Regions from separate parts of the Mus musculus genome. Here region 2 is linked to region 1. Evidence: chromatin contacts called from ENCODE Hi-C data. All regions are on one chromosome and are shown on one strand. The core of a region is the stretch at or near the end of the contact, and the rest is flanking DNA. Distances in the headings are between cores, read along the strand shown.

Evidence for each region. Hi-C counts contacts between places; a loop is a spot of excess contacts on that map.
Region 2: a map of heart shows a loop between it and region 1 (2.6-fold over the local background). The contact joins the enhancer-like site here to the promoter of Adamts9 in region 1. A Hi-C loop is called at or near these places in 4 of 37 maps with a recorded cell type or tissue (heart and left cerebral cortex).

What each region holds. Positions count from the first base shown.
Region 1 is chr6:92,940,527-92,947,962 of GRCm38, forward strand. It overlaps Adamts9 (a disintegrin-like and metallopeptidase (reprolysin type) with thrombospondin type 1 motif, 9), which reads right to left and starts at 3,008. Exons shown (of 40, transcript NM_175314.4): 1 at 2,515-3,008; 2 at 1,521-1,921. The coding sequence starts at 2,629. 9530026P05Rik (RIKEN cDNA 9530026P05 gene) reads left to right here and starts at 56. Exons shown (of 3, transcript NR_015530.2): 1 at 56-283.
Region 2 is chr6:92,798,845-92,806,280 of GRCm38, forward strand. The region is part of intron 31 of Adamts9 (a disintegrin-like and metallopeptidase (reprolysin type) with thrombospondin type 1 motif, 9); the gene reads right to left. Among named protein-coding and RNA genes, the nearest start is that of A730049H05Rik, 14 kb to the right of the region's middle. Within about 2 kb of position 4,472, at least 1 of the 3 ENCODE cell types and tissues checked has a DNase peak (open chromatin) inside an H3K27ac peak, as active enhancers do; it is heart, where a contact is called at or near this core.

The DNA.
Region 1 (7,436 bases), core at 1,758-4,257:
CTCAACGCAGCATCCCCTCCCCTTGCTAAACCGCGGTCTCCGCCTACCCCCAATCAATCTCAAGGAAGCTCTTTGGGAGCCAGGATTCCCAGCACTTAGCTGGTGGGCAAAGGGGTTCAACCCCTTCCCCACACCCCACCTTCCCTCCTCCCAGTCTTCGGGATTGCGGAGCTCCTGCCGGGATCCAAGAGCAGGCTCTTGGAGGTCGAAGAAGGATATAACCTCCAGACCTGGAATTTAAGACGCAAGAACCAGCCAGCAAAAGTGGCAGCCGAGCATGCGAGTGAGTACCCAAGCCCCCATTTAGAAAGAGGAGGAGGAGGGTGTGTGTGTCAAGGGGAGAGGGTAAATGCGCCAGGGGCACAGACTTTTAATAGCCAATTGTGCGTAAGGCGCGGTGCAGTGAGCTGGGAGAGCCAGCCGCGGGAAAGTTTCTGCGTCATACGCGCGTGGTAGAAACGCACGTCGCTTGGGAAAGTGAAGGACCACCCTAGTTGGGTCCAGAATTGTACATGACTCTCGACTGTCGTAGGAGCTGGGGACCGATACCTTATTAGCCCCAATGGAGGGTAATGGAGGGTAATGAAGGGGTCAGGAAGAAGAGGTGGAGGTACCAACTTGGATCTCGTACTAAATGCCTACTTGACAGCACTGGGTGGTATCCGTCCTCCCAACCTTCTTAGAGAAACATGAGCTATACATTTCTATTCCTATATTTTGAAACAGCCACAGGTTCTAGAATAGGGTTCTTTTTAAGGCTACCTCTCCAGGCTCTCTCCCATTACTCTAGCGCCTCCAGTCACCACGCCAGCAGGGTGCAGAGTCGGACTGCAGTGCACCACCCCTCCCCCGCCGCCACCTTCCAACCCTAAACACCGCCTTAGAGACAGGCTCCGCCTTCACTCTCGGCTCTCAGAGTATTTGGCCCACCCTTCCTTTCCCCGGACAGGATCCGCTTCCCTGTCAATCTGGTTCAGTTTCAAAATTCCTTGCACGTGATAAAAGGCTCCGAGAGGAAAGAACGCGGGGACACTGTAGTATAGCCGCGTCCACAACATGAGATATCCCAGCACTCCAGTAGGGGTGTCCAGGGATTGTCAGTTTACAACCCTGACTCAGGACGCGCCAATGAGGAGTTGAGTCCGCCCTGCGCTCAGCTGCACAGCCCCAGAGCGGCCAAGTTTGCTACAAGAAACCACAACCCAGCAACTTTCTCTGAGTTTGTAAACCGACATGCAACCTACTCTGCAGAGTTGGGCTGCTTACAGCAAACCCAATCCATCCGATCTAAGACAGCTCCAAATGATACACGACCCTCTGGGGGACAGATGTGTACACTCTTCTCTTCTCGAGTGTAAGAGCACACACTATGCTGGTGGACCCCCAATTCCCGAGAACTAAGCCAGGGTTGATATTTAACGCCAGAGCATAGACTCGGTAGGTTCAGACTAGGGTGCAATTAAGTCTTAAAAAAGCAGACGAGGAGGCGGGGAGGAGGGAAGGGGCACGCGCCCACTTACCATTCCGGAGCACAGGCTGATGACCGCAGTGTGCTCGGACTTGGTATTGACATGGCCTTTGTAGAAACAGTGCCTAAGTTCCATTTCCTCCTCGGAATACAGCTTGGTCTGGTTTACCCCTGGCTCTCCAAGGAGGGTGACAGTGAACAGTGGAGCGATAAATCCGGTATGGGCGGTGAGATTAAATAGAAACTGCTGGCCGAAGGCTGAGAGGCGGTAGTGCTCCTGGGAAGAGGTAGAGGAAGACGAAGAGGAGGCGAAGGCAGGCCAGGGGTCAGAGGCAGAGTTAATGCTTCGCCGCCTTCTTTTGAAGTGCACGTTCGTGGGAAAGGGTTCCCCGAGGGGGTTCACTCGGATGGGAGACGCGATCTCATATTCGCTCAGACTCTCTAATAATTTCACTGCAGGGAGAAACAGAGGCAAGTGAGCTAATCAGTCATTTCCCCCGAAAGCTTTAATTTAAAAAGAAGATGGGGGGCTTTGTCCTAATTTATTTCGCAGCCACTTCGAGTCAATTCCTTCACGCTCCACCACTGGATAAATATTTGTTGAGCGCCTACTGTAATAGTAACAGCCGAGAACTAGGTGAGGGGCCGAGACTACAGCATTTGAAGTCAGACAATGAACAAATATAAAAACATAAAATAATTACAGATTCTGATAAATATCCTAAATAAAATAAAATGTGTGCTATCTGGTGATCCAAGCTATTAATTAGGACTGGTTTGGGTCAAGGGATAAGGAGGGTAAAAAAAGTCAGGTAAAAAGGACTGGGGGTGGGGGTGGCCCTAAAATTCTTGCAGTGCTTCCTTCCCTAATAGTTGACTAAGGATGACCCAGAGAAGGGAGAGGTTCCGAAAGGAGAGGTAATTCTTTCTAGGAAAAGGAGAGAGGCCTCTACTGCGGGGTGCCCGCCCCAGAGCGTGTTCAAGAAGGTGGCGATGGAGTGTGTGGGGGCGTGGGGGGGGGGCTTCAGGGTTCAGAGCCATGTTACCTTGCCTCGGGTGCAGCCTGTCCTTGCGCACGGCCGCCGCGGAGTCAGGGCTCCTCATCTCAACCAGGTCCGGCACCAGGAGCGTTAGCAGTGTGGCCCAGGATACTAACTGCATGGTGCTCCTCACCCCTCCCCCCGCTTCTCCCACCCCCTCCCTCCTGCCGGCTTTGGTGGCTGGCGGCGACGCGAGGCAGCAGCCTTGGAGAGCGCGCGGAACCCCGGCGCCCTGCCGCCAACTTTTTGACTTTAGGAGTCGCTGAGGTCCTGCAGAGAGGGTCCCGTCTGCGCTCCGCTGAGCAACGCTGCCGCCTGCCGTGAGCTGAGGCGCTCGGGCCGCAGGAGGAGGAGAAGGAGGCGGAGGACTAGGGCTCGGCGGCTCGGCCGCATAATGTCCAGCCTGCGGGCAGGAGAAGGCGCGGAACGTGCGCTCCGAGGCGCGCCGGGCGCCCTTTGCTGGCTGAGTTAGCCGAGCCGCTTCTTGAATGGGGGGCCAGGGGGCGGGGGCCCCCGCGGGCGCTCAAATACCCTAGGTGCACGCCTCCAGGAGGAGGAGAGGGGAGGAGAAAACGGGGCAGGCGGCCCGCCTCCTTGTAGATCCTGTCCCCTCCTCGGCCGCGGGTGCCAGGACTCACCGCTTTAGGCCCCTCCAGCTGCCGGAGGCGGAGGCCAGAGGCGCCGGCAGTGCCGGAGCAATCGGTGGCCGTCCGCGTCACCTCCCCGAGGTGGGGTTAGCAGAGATTCCCTGAGAAGGAGGGAGAGCAGAGAAAGTTCTCTCTCTCTGAGGTGGCGCTCAGCCACCCACTCCGATTCCCCTTTCCTACTTTGGTCTCCGGTTTGGAATCTCTCTCTCGCCAGGTCTTGGTGTAGGTCTCTTTGGGCCCATGTCCCTTTTCTCTGATGGTCTCTTCCTTCTCCGCTTTCTACTGAGCCATCTCCACTTCTCCGTATCTGCCTGTCCTCTTCATTCTGCCCCCGTCTCTTTCCATCACCCAACTTGGCATTCCTTACAAGAGGAAAAAAAAAAAAAAAAGTAGCCTTGCGCCGTCCTAGTCCTACACTTGATCACTATGAACCAGATTTGTCACCTGAGCTCCACTCTACTTAATTGCCCCAAGTCAAGAGTTTTAAAGGCAGGGATCTATTTCAGTCCAGTAGTTCTAGTTGTGTTTCTGATCCGCAGTTCTCTGAAAGTTTCGCAACTGTTTAAACCCGGGTCTTCCCGGGACCTCTGTCCCTGTGGCGAGAGCTCTACAGGTTTCTGTAGCCCCCCCCCCCCCAAAAAAAGGTTAAGACGCTTACTGTGCGGTTAGAGAGGGTGGGGACTTGGAAGCCCCCAACTCTGCCCGACATTTGAGGGGAAGGGAGTAGGGAAGGACTGTGAGGCCATAGGTCCCGGGGAAGGCACTCGAACCTCCAGGGATTTCCAGTCACTTCCGCTTGCTCTCAGAATTAGAGAGGATGCAAGCAGGGAAGTGGCTCCAAGCAGATAGTTCAAGTTATCCATCATCTCCCTCGGGTTGAAGATAGACATTTGGAAGTCAGAACTCTAGAAAAGGAGAAAGGAACAGAGGGAGAAGGGGGAGGAAGTAAAGAGGGAAGATTGTTAAATCATGGATAGTTAAAAAAAGCACCTTTCTTCCTTAGCTCTCAGAGGAGAGGATGCGCCAATTCAAAGGGAAAGGAAAGGGCATTTTCAGTAACTGATATGACTAATAAAGTTATAATCGCCCAAGTTTCCTAGAACCGGAGTTCTCTGCTGCTTGGCCAGCCACTCAGAACTGAGAATATCAAAGTGCCAGTAGAGACCAGCCAACAGTGTGCTGGGAGTGCCACCCATCCTGGAAACAATGATGTATACAGTTCTGATGATAGCGGAAAAATGACTTGGCAGGTCTGCCAGTTCCTAAAGATGTTGTTAATCCAATTGGTTAGGCACCACTGCCACTGTGAAGAGGCTGGGCATCCGGTATCCCTGTGCGGATGTGCACTGGAGATCTCGGAAATCTCGCTATTGAGGAGGTTGGAGAAATCTAGACCAGTCTAAAGCATACAGGAGACCCTGTCTTAATGTAAAAATAAAATAGCAAACAAAAGAACCAGCGAATTTTAAAAAGGGACTTTAAACCTTGAATCTTCCAAATAACTCACAAAAGTGAGTTTCTTCTAGCATGCCATCTTCCTCTTCATTAGGTGCTAAAGCTCCCTCTGAATTATTGTGCCTGGAAGTTGCCAGAAGCTGAGCATGGAAATCAGTCCACAAGAACTGACTTCAGTGGAGATGTAACAGCACCTCTACACAGTTACTCACCTGCCTAGCCCTTCTGAAAGTATCTTCTACCAGGGAACTCCTCAATCTTAATTCAGACACCTCCTGATCAGGAGATGCTAACTGCACAGGCATTACCACAGGAGAGGCTGAAGAGACAGCTCCTTGGTAAGGAACACTTACCTTTACAGAGACAGGTCCTGAGTTTGGTTTCTGCTGCCCACGTTTGGACGATTACAGCTGTTTGTAACTTGTTTCAGGAGATCCCACACTTTCTTCTAGCCACTCCCCCAAACCCCTGTACACATATGCACATACATGCAATTAAAAATATCTTAAGAAATTACTACAGGGAGGGACACATGTTCTCCTGTGTAGCTTCACTCCTTTGCTTTACCTCTAAAAGGTTAAGGTCAGATTCTGTTTGCAGCTGATGGGAAAAGAAGGACCAAAGCACCTGCGGGTGACCTCCTGAGCTGCGGGTGACCTCCTGAGCTGCGGGTGACCTCCTGAGCTGCGGGTGACCTCCTGAGCTCCTGAGGTGTTGGGGATAAGAGGTTTATGGATTTCTCACCTTCTTGAAAGTGCTTATCTGTTCATCAATGTTTTAGCCAGCCTCAGGATGTACACCTGTAAAGAAATCTTAGAAGAGAGAAACATGTTTCAAATCGTAAGAAAAGCAGATAAATGAGCTTGCTATTTCAGGTGTTAATCTTAAATAATATATATATAATTTTTTTGGATAGAATAGAGTTTATTTCGGGCATGGGGAGGGGAGTTAAGAGAGTAGTAGAGGCAGAGAAAGGCAGAGAGAAGGAGAGAGTAGGTAAGTGGAGGCTGGCCATGGCCACATGGAAAGGGGAGGGAGGGAATGGGGAGAGAGGGGGAGCAAGGGGGGAAGAGTCAAGAGAGAGGCAGGAGTGTAAGAGTTAAATAATAATTCTTTCATTGCAAATCTGCGGTGTACCAGACTTCATGCTAATACACTACATCTAACTCAGTTGTTCTAATAGCCATACAGGGCAGGTGGTGGTAACTATCTAGCAGATTAAAATACCAAGGTGAAATTTAAAAAAAAGTACTTTTACAAAAATACTTGGCTAGTAAGTGATCTGTTTTGGAAGCTTAGTCTAACTTCGTAATGTATGTAAGCTGATGTGGTAGTGTTTGTGCTTCAAATCCTACCTAGTACTGGGGAGGCAGAGGCAGGCAGATCTCTGAATTTGAGAGCATTTTGGTCTATATAGTGAGTTCCAGGGCAGTTAGAGCTACTGTACAGTGAGACCTTATCTCAAAAAGTCAAACGATAAAACCATGATTTTTATATGACAAGTAAATAATCAGAAATGTAGCTAGGTGTGGAGAAGGTGACCAATACTGTCCAGAAAAATGTTTCCAATATCCTCTTCCTCCCTCTCCTCCCTCCCACCTTCCTCTTGTTTCCCCTCTGCTCTCTTCTCCCCAGTGCTGGAGTTATGCTATACCACTGACTTACATACCTGGTCCAGAAAGAGGCTCAGCTGAGTTGTTTAGGCTCATCCTGAGCTCCCACTGTATCCCAGGCAGGTCTCAGGCTTTGAACTTGCCATCCTCTCGTGTCTCCTGTAGCTGAAGTTAGAGGCATGAGCCGCCACTTTGGCTCTAACTTTTATCTAATGCTGAGTAAAAACCACCGTCTCATATTTTCATAGCTTCTCCATAGAATGTAGAGGAGTCCTCCACATAGCCTACTCAAAATTACTGAATAATTGAACATACCCTTCACCTTCAACACACACATGCACACACCCGGGAAGCAGTGTTGGAGGTTGATTATATAAAGTGGTATTAAAATTACCCAAGTTTGAGAGAGAAATATAGATTTTAAGCACTGCCCTCCCTACTACCCAATGTACACAAAAGTGTTCTCTGAAAGATTCAGTACTTTCTGAAGTCATTTTGAGTTCATAGAGAGATTGTTGTTAGCTAGTTTCTCTCTAGAGTCTTTACTGGAATTGAATATTACTGTGGGTTAAAGCGGAGGCCTTCTTTGGAGGATTCCACATGAAAATTTGGTCCCCAAGGAGTGCAGCTGGCAGTGGATAGCCTGGAAATAAGAGAGATCATACCATAAATTATTCCATCTGCCGAAACAATACCAATGAAGGAACAGGAAAGAGAGAGGAAGCAAGGGAACTCAGAGAAAGAATGCCCACACCCAAAAGACACAAAGGAACCAGGAACCAGAAAGACATGTCTCCTGAAGGACAAACAGCAGGAGATGTGAGAAAGATAAACCCCAGGGAATTGTACTTGACAGTGAATTCTGCTGAATGAGGTTTCAAACGAGGAACGGATGGTGGCTGAACTCTGTAATTCCATGAATTACCTGCTGGGAGCCACAGTTTTATTTTAAAATAAAATTCCCCTATTTTTATTTTTTTAATGCATATAGATGCCTATGTAGGTATGTCTGTGTACCAGCTGTATGCAATACTTGTGGTGGCCAGAAGAGGGCATGCGATCCCCGTGACTGGAGTTACAGAGGTTGTGAGCAGCCATGTTGGTGCTATGAATGGAGCCTGGGTCCTCTGCAAGAGCAGCTGGTGCTCTTAGGCAGTAAGTCATCTCTCTAGCCCTGGGAGCCACTTATTTGCAGGATGGAACTGGAAAGAAA
Region 2 (7,436 bases), core at 3,222-5,721, 140 kb before region 1:
TACGTAAATCCACAAATGCAATTCATCACATAAATTAACTCAAAGATAGAAACCAGGTGATCCTCTCAGTAGATGTAGAAAAGGCCATTAACATAAATCCAAAATCCATTCGTGACAAAAGCCACAAAGCGTCTATGAGTTGCGGGAACACACTAACACAATTGACCTATAGCCAAACTCATTCACTGGAGAAACTCCAATTGTTTCTTCTAAGATGAGGAACAGGAGAAGGCTATGCAGTCTCTCTACTTGGTAGAATGCTTGAAGCCTGAATTAGAGTGATAGATAAAGGAGAGAAATAGAAAAAGGAGTAAAGACATCCCTATCTATAGACAAGATGATTCTACACATTAAAAACTCCAAAGACCTCACCAGAAAATGCTGCAGGCTGATAAAATCATACAGCAAGATGGCAGGATACCAGATAAACAAAAAAACCAGTAGCCTTCCTGTATATCAGTGACAAACATGGAAAGGGAAACCAGGAAAACAATCCCGTGTACCTCATCCTCTAGAAACAAACTGACCGTGAAATAAAGCTAAAGAAGGCAGTAGGAGATCTCCACAGTAGAACTTTAAAGCACTGAAGGAACAAACAGAGGAGGATGTCAGAAGATGGGAAGAACTCTCATGGGTTGGATTAATACTAGGAAAATAGCCATCCTACCAAAAACAATCTATAGATTCAGTGCAGTCCCCATCAAAATGCCAATGTCATTCCTTGAGGAAATAAAGATAAAAATTCATGAAAGCACCAATGAGCCAAAGAACTCCTTAGAGGAAAGAACAATGCTGGAGGAGTCGTCATGTCCGACTTCGAATCATACCAGGGAGCCAGAGTAATAAAGTCAACATGGTACTGACACAGAGCCAGACAGGTAGATCAATGGACTAGAATAGAGCAGTGGTTCTCACCCTTCCTCATGCTGCAACCCTTTAACATAGTTTCTCAGGTTGTGGTGACTCCCAACCCTAAAATTACTTGTTGCTACTTCATAATTGTAATTTTGCTGCTGTTATTAGTCTGATATGCAGGATACCTGATATGTGACCCCTAAGGGATCGCAACCCACAGGTTGAGAACCGCTGGGATAGAGTGTATACATACACACCACACAGCTCTAGCCTCAAGATGTCAAAAGTACACATTAGTAAGATAGCAGCCTGTACAGAAGATGGTACTGAGAAAACAGCATTTTTATGGGTTAGGTGAATGAAACTAGACCCCCCATCACTCCCTTTGCACATAATCAAATCCTATTTCAATGACCTTAATGTAAGACTCTAAACTCTACAACTAGTATAGGAAAGATTAAGGGAAAAAAAAACACACTCCAAAATATAGACATAGATAAAGACTTTCTGACCAGGAGTCCAATCACTCAGAAAATAAGTCCAACAATCAGACCTCATAGAATTAAAACATTGTACAGCAAAGGAAACTGTTAATTGAGTTAAGGGACAGTCTATAAGATGGGAGAAAATGTTTGTCAGCTATACATTTGACAAAGGATTACTATAAAGACATATAAAGAATTTTAAAAAAATTTAAAAACTCAAAACTTAATTAAAAATGGCCTCTGGATCTGAACAAATAATTTTCAAAGAAAAAGTATGGTCAGGGGAGTGGTGCCACATATCTTTAATCCCAGCAATCAAGAGGCAGAGGTGGGTGGATCTCTGAGTTTAAGACCAGCCTGGTCTACAAAGTGAGTTGCAGGAAAACCACTTTGCAGAGAAACCCTGTCTTGAAAAAACAACCAACTAACCAACCAACCAACCAAACAAACAAACAAATGTAACATTTTAAAAATGTTCAGCCTGTAAACATTTTTAAAATGTTCAGCATCATTTGCTATGAGGGAAATGCATATTAAAAGTTTGTGAGTTCATCTCTCCCTGTCAGAATCCCTACTATATGTAAACAAATACTGGCAAAGGTATAGAAATGGAAACAGCTTACTCACTGTGGGAGGTAAACTGATGTACCTACTATGGAAACCAATGCAGAAGTTTCCCCTAAAACCAAAATCTAGAACAACCAGATACGCTGTTCTGGAAATATAGCCCTAGAACTCTATATTCTACTACCCAGATATTTGCATATTTATTGCAGCTCTATGCACAATAAATAGGAATGGGATCGGCTTAAGTGTTCATCAACTGAAGAATGGATAACGAAGATGTGGAGCAAAGGCTGGAGAGATGGCGTCTCCTTTTTTTTAAAAGACTTGTTTATCTTATGCATGTGAGTATACTGTTGCTCTCTTCAGACACACCAGAGGAGAGCATCAGATCCCATTACAGATGGTTGTAAGCTACCACATGGTTGCTAGGAATTGAGCATAGGACCTTTGGAAGAGCAGTCTGTGCTCTTAACCACTGAGCCATCTCTCAAGCCCTGAGAGATGGCTTCTTGATTAGACACATGCTCCCACAGAGGGCCTGAGTTTGATTCCCAACACCCACATCAGGTGGCTCACAATCATCTCTGCAACTCCAGTTTTGTCATACCTGACATCTTCTTTTGGCCTCATTGAATACTGCACTGAGGTGCACAGCCTCGCACAGACCCATACATATATACATAATAAAGAATAAAATCTTTAAAAAATACAGTGCACATACACAATGAAACTTAATCCAGCCATTCATAAACATGAAATTATTAAATCTTCAGGAAAATGGACAGAGTTGGAAAACTGTCTGTTCAGTGAGGTAACCCAGACTCAAAATGTCAAACACTGCATGGTCTCTTTCATTTGCAGGTTCCAGCTGCTAATTTCTACATATGTATGTTTATGTGGGAGTGAGTATGTGGGGAAGCCAGGAAACTAGAAAGAGACCATGGTGGGGGTGGAGTAGGATGGTTGAGAGTGGAGCAGGGGAGGGTACTAGAACTCCTGAAAGCAGCAGGAGGGATACTGGGGAGCGTGACTTAAGTGGAGAGGGTGGGCAGAGCAGGGAGAGGAGAGAGGGTGGTTTGAGGGGTCAGTGAGAGCTAAGGACATACGGAAAAGTTGCAAGTGTGATAATTGGTAAGCCAACTAAAAAGTAAAGCTAAAATTTTACTAAAAACAGTTTCCTGAATAGGTGGGTAAAGTGGACCTCACAAACCACAGATTAAAAACTGAAATCTCAATGATGGGGTGGGCTACCTCCCTGTGAGCTTTTGGTCAGGGAGATTTCCAAGACCCATGCCCTCCTCCCCACCCCCAAAGTAAAACAATACAGGCAATCGTTGCTGCGGTCGGTTGCCACCATACACTTTGGCTGCAGGGCCTAGGGAAACCAAGCTGGCATCGGGCTGGAAGCTTCCTCCCCTTTCCACCGTGATGGAATGTGCTCTGCAGGTGAGGAGAATTGCCAGCAACAGTTTTACTCAGACACTGCCAGCTTGCCACTTGGGCATCAGTGGACGTGACGCGATGTCAATTGCCTTTTAAATAATTACATTTATGTCCCTGGCTTAGTGCAGCTGTCAGCTCTGGTGAGAGATGCTGCTTCTTGCAGTAATTACAGAGACTCATGACTGGGCAAAGCTGAAAATAAGACTGTTAGGTGCTCAGCCACAAATAAGACATCCTATGACCCCTTCCACGGCTCAGGTAAGATTGTGGAAGACAGGGCAGAACGGAAGGAATGTTAGGGCCAGAGGAGGAGGAGAGTTTCTTGGAGCCTTCTGGGCATGGTATGGCTGTGGCACTCTTGAGTGCATAGAAGCTCTGGTGACCTGTATTAGAGTTTCAGGAGATTGAGCCAACCAGCTTCTGGTGACGTAAAGGAGGAGGAGCTCACAAGCCCCGCCCCTCTCTGAGGAGCTGTACAAAATTAATGCTTGGTCAGAGAGAGAGAAACATTTTCTTCAGTGGTGTAGCCCAACATTTACTTCTGTAAACAACTTCTCATCCACACTCCTGTTAGCAATACTAATGAAACTCTAACCACACGCTCGCTCGCTCGCACGCACGCACGCACGCATGCACGCAGTAGAAGAGGGACTAGCAAAGAAGGGAATCGTGGGGATAGGAGAGGGCAAGAGAGGCTCATTGCATGAAATTTTCATAGTGATGCCCATTATGGTGTATAATTAACATATGCTAATAGTAATAATAAATTAAAGCTAAGTTATAGTCCATGACATTCAGATGACACTTCTAGGCAGTGGCATTGAATAAGTGCCATTCTTTGTAAAGGCACTGTGCAAATGTAGAGTGGGGTCAGTCTTCTCTATACCTCTTCCCCAGACCTCGGGCTCTGCAGGACATGGAAGTAGTATGTCACATGCATGTCATGTTTTTCAGGGGAGAAGGACCAATATTCATTAATCCTTGAGGATATTTAAAAATCACCATGTCTGCCTGGCATCTCTTGCCCTGCTGCTTTAAGCCACTCCATTTTCTTTTCCTTTAGCCTTCCTGGGCGGGCCTTGAAGAAATCCTAGCAACAAGCTAGAAGAAAGTCAGCCAGAGGCATGCTGAGCATCTCCGAGCCCTCCCCCCGCCCCCCCAGCTGGCTGGAGACCTGGAAATGGGCCATCCTTATTTCTTCCTTCGTTGGCTGCTGCTGCTGCTCACACGCTGGAAGACCCAGCTGACTCCTGGCCAGGGCACTTTAGGCTACCCCAGTGTGTCAGTGTAGAGCAATGTTGACAAGCTCTGCCTAACTGAGCTGTGGGTGTTCTAGAGGGTATGACCTCATGCCTTCATGGTCTCGGTCTGTACTGACTTCCCTAGGGCTATATCCAGAGAAAGCAGATGCTGAGACCCCAGCCCCTAGAAAGCAAAAGCAAAAGTGGCATGCCCGATAGCTGTACATCTCAAGGAAACACACATTTGCTGATGAACCTGATCCAAAAACATGGTCAGAGGCCTTGAGACCCCTGAGAAGCATCCAGTACAACTCAACACTAAGGGCCAGTTGACAACGGTGATAGGAAAGAGTTGATGGCTTCCAGCTCCTCCCACGCTGCTAGGCCAGGGTTTTGAAGTTGTGTGGTAAAGTAGACTCCACATGCTGTGGCCTTATGTGTAAAGCTCACCATGGGTAACTTTTCATTTGTCTGACTTGACTGCAACAACAAAGGAAGACAAACACGCGTGTGTTCACCAGGACTGTATTTCAGGCTTCCTGTTGAACTCACACATGTTCCTTACAACTCCCCTTCACATATCTGTCCTAGGCTTGACACACTCAGGTAGGGCGAACGCTGAACAAAACACAAAGAACTCTGACAAAGCAAAGTTCTGAGTGGGGGAATGCCTTGCAGTGGCTCTAGCATCTTCAAACACAGTTTCTAGGAGCTGTTCTAGGGCCAGCCTCTCCCTTGCAGCCCCTGGCCCTGTGCTGTTGTTCTTGTGCTTGTCCCCAAATCTGTTTCCAATCATTTGCTATAAAAAAATATGCAGGTTTAATTTCAATCTGTAGCATACTTGAAACCCTGTGGAACTGTGGGAAGCTATGTTCCAAAAGATGTTCTTCGGGGCCTGAGGAGACATCCCAGTGAGTAATGTGCTTGCTGTGTAATTAAAGGGAGTTAAGTTTGGTTCCCAGAACCCTGGCAGAAGAAGCCAGCAGTGGTGGCATGCACATGAAATCCCAGCACTCTGAAGGCAGAGATCTGTGGATCTATGAGGCTTTCTGTCCAGCCAGCCTAGCCTACTTGGTGGCTTCTAGTGTAATAAGAAGCCTGGTGTCTAAAACTGGCATACATGCACACAAACACTAGGCCATGCTCTCTCTCGTCTGTTGATGATTGAGGTTTGATTAAGGTCGCACACAGGTATAGCATGACTCTCAGAAAGAGACCAAAAGTCTCTTAGCATAATAAAGCCCCAGATAATTGGCTAACCAAGAGGAAGATGTCAGTCTTGACTGAGTGGGAGGCACAGCAACTTCAGCCAGAGGAACCAGAGCCAAGAAGAGGAATCTGCTAGGAGGCAGAAGGCTGGAAAGACACAGAGACAAAGAGACCTGTGGATGGGCAGAAGGAGGGTGGCAGGGAGAGCTCTCCCCATCCTGAGAGCCAGGGGAGGTGAGTCTCTTGAAATAGCTAGAAGTTGGAGCCCATGTCTGACAAGGAGCAGAAGAACAAAGGGATGAGAAGAGAGGAAGTATATCCATGGACCCTTCCCACACTTCCCTTGCTGGGTCTGAGTGCTTGGAAGCCTTGCCTTAAGCCAGTCCATGAATTTTCTGGACACTCATCTGGACTCATCTGTTCCTGGCCAGCAACTGTATAAATGCATATTCTAATGTTTTTTCTTCACTGTGTGTGTGTTTGTGTGTGCATGCATGCGTGTGCACACATGATCATGGGTACAGATGTAGCAGCTAAAGTTCAATGCTGGATGCTTTTTTCCATCACTGTCTCATAGTTTTTGAAAGGTTTCTCACTGAACTTTGAACTCACTGGCTAGGCTGGATGGCCAGTGGGATCTGGGGAGAACTCTCTGCTGCTGCCTATAAGCTCTGGAATTGCAGATATGTGTTGGCATGCCTGGCTTTTCACATGAGTCTTGGGGGTTTGAACTTAGGTTCTCATGCGTACACAGCAAGCATTGTATCTACTAAGCCATCTCCCTTCACTGTTTAAGGGCTCTTCTTGCTATCTGGAGACACGTGAGTCATGGCAGAGCAGGGCCCTTTATTCTAGAACTCTAGAATTCAGACATATAAGTGTGTTCTGTGGTCAGGTCCAGTTAACTGTCCATCACTTTGTAATGACCCTGGACACCACCTACCAGATACAAGAAATAGCCCTCTGTCATAGCTGTGACAACCAGACATGTCTCCTAACATTGACAAATGTCTTCCAGTAGGACAAAAATCAGCGCCGTAGAGTACAGGATGAGGGGACATGGTTGGAAAAGACTCTTTGGACCGATTTGAATACAGACACAGTTCAACACACATCAACTATATCATCTAGGGGCAAATGCTCATGTCATTTGAGGGAGAACTTTCTGGTCTGTATGGAGAGACCCCATGCAAACATGTATGTTACCTACCATCTCTGTCCCCTCTACTGTGAACCAAGGTGTTTCCACTTTGAATCTGGGTGTTCTTTTTGGGCAACTGTAATGCTTCTGAAGTTTAGATCTTTTAGTACTTTAGTGCTTTGAAAATACCAATAGCTGAAGATCAGATAATCGTGCTGTTATTGGTATTGTTTTATTAATAACTAAAGGTGTCTACGTAGGCATTGCCCTCAGGGGCCCATAGGGAAAATAAAGGCTTGAGAGTCGTTAGATATCACAGAACATTCTTTGGTTTTGCTGGAACCAAGGTGCTTAAATGGACAACCCATACCTGGCTTGCAGGAAACATTTGGGTTTGCCTATACATTGGTTTCAAATAGAAATGTTAGGCCTCCTTTCCAAGTGAAGAGACTACATATCAAAGTCCAGACTTTGGTCCTCTTTTTGGAGAATTCC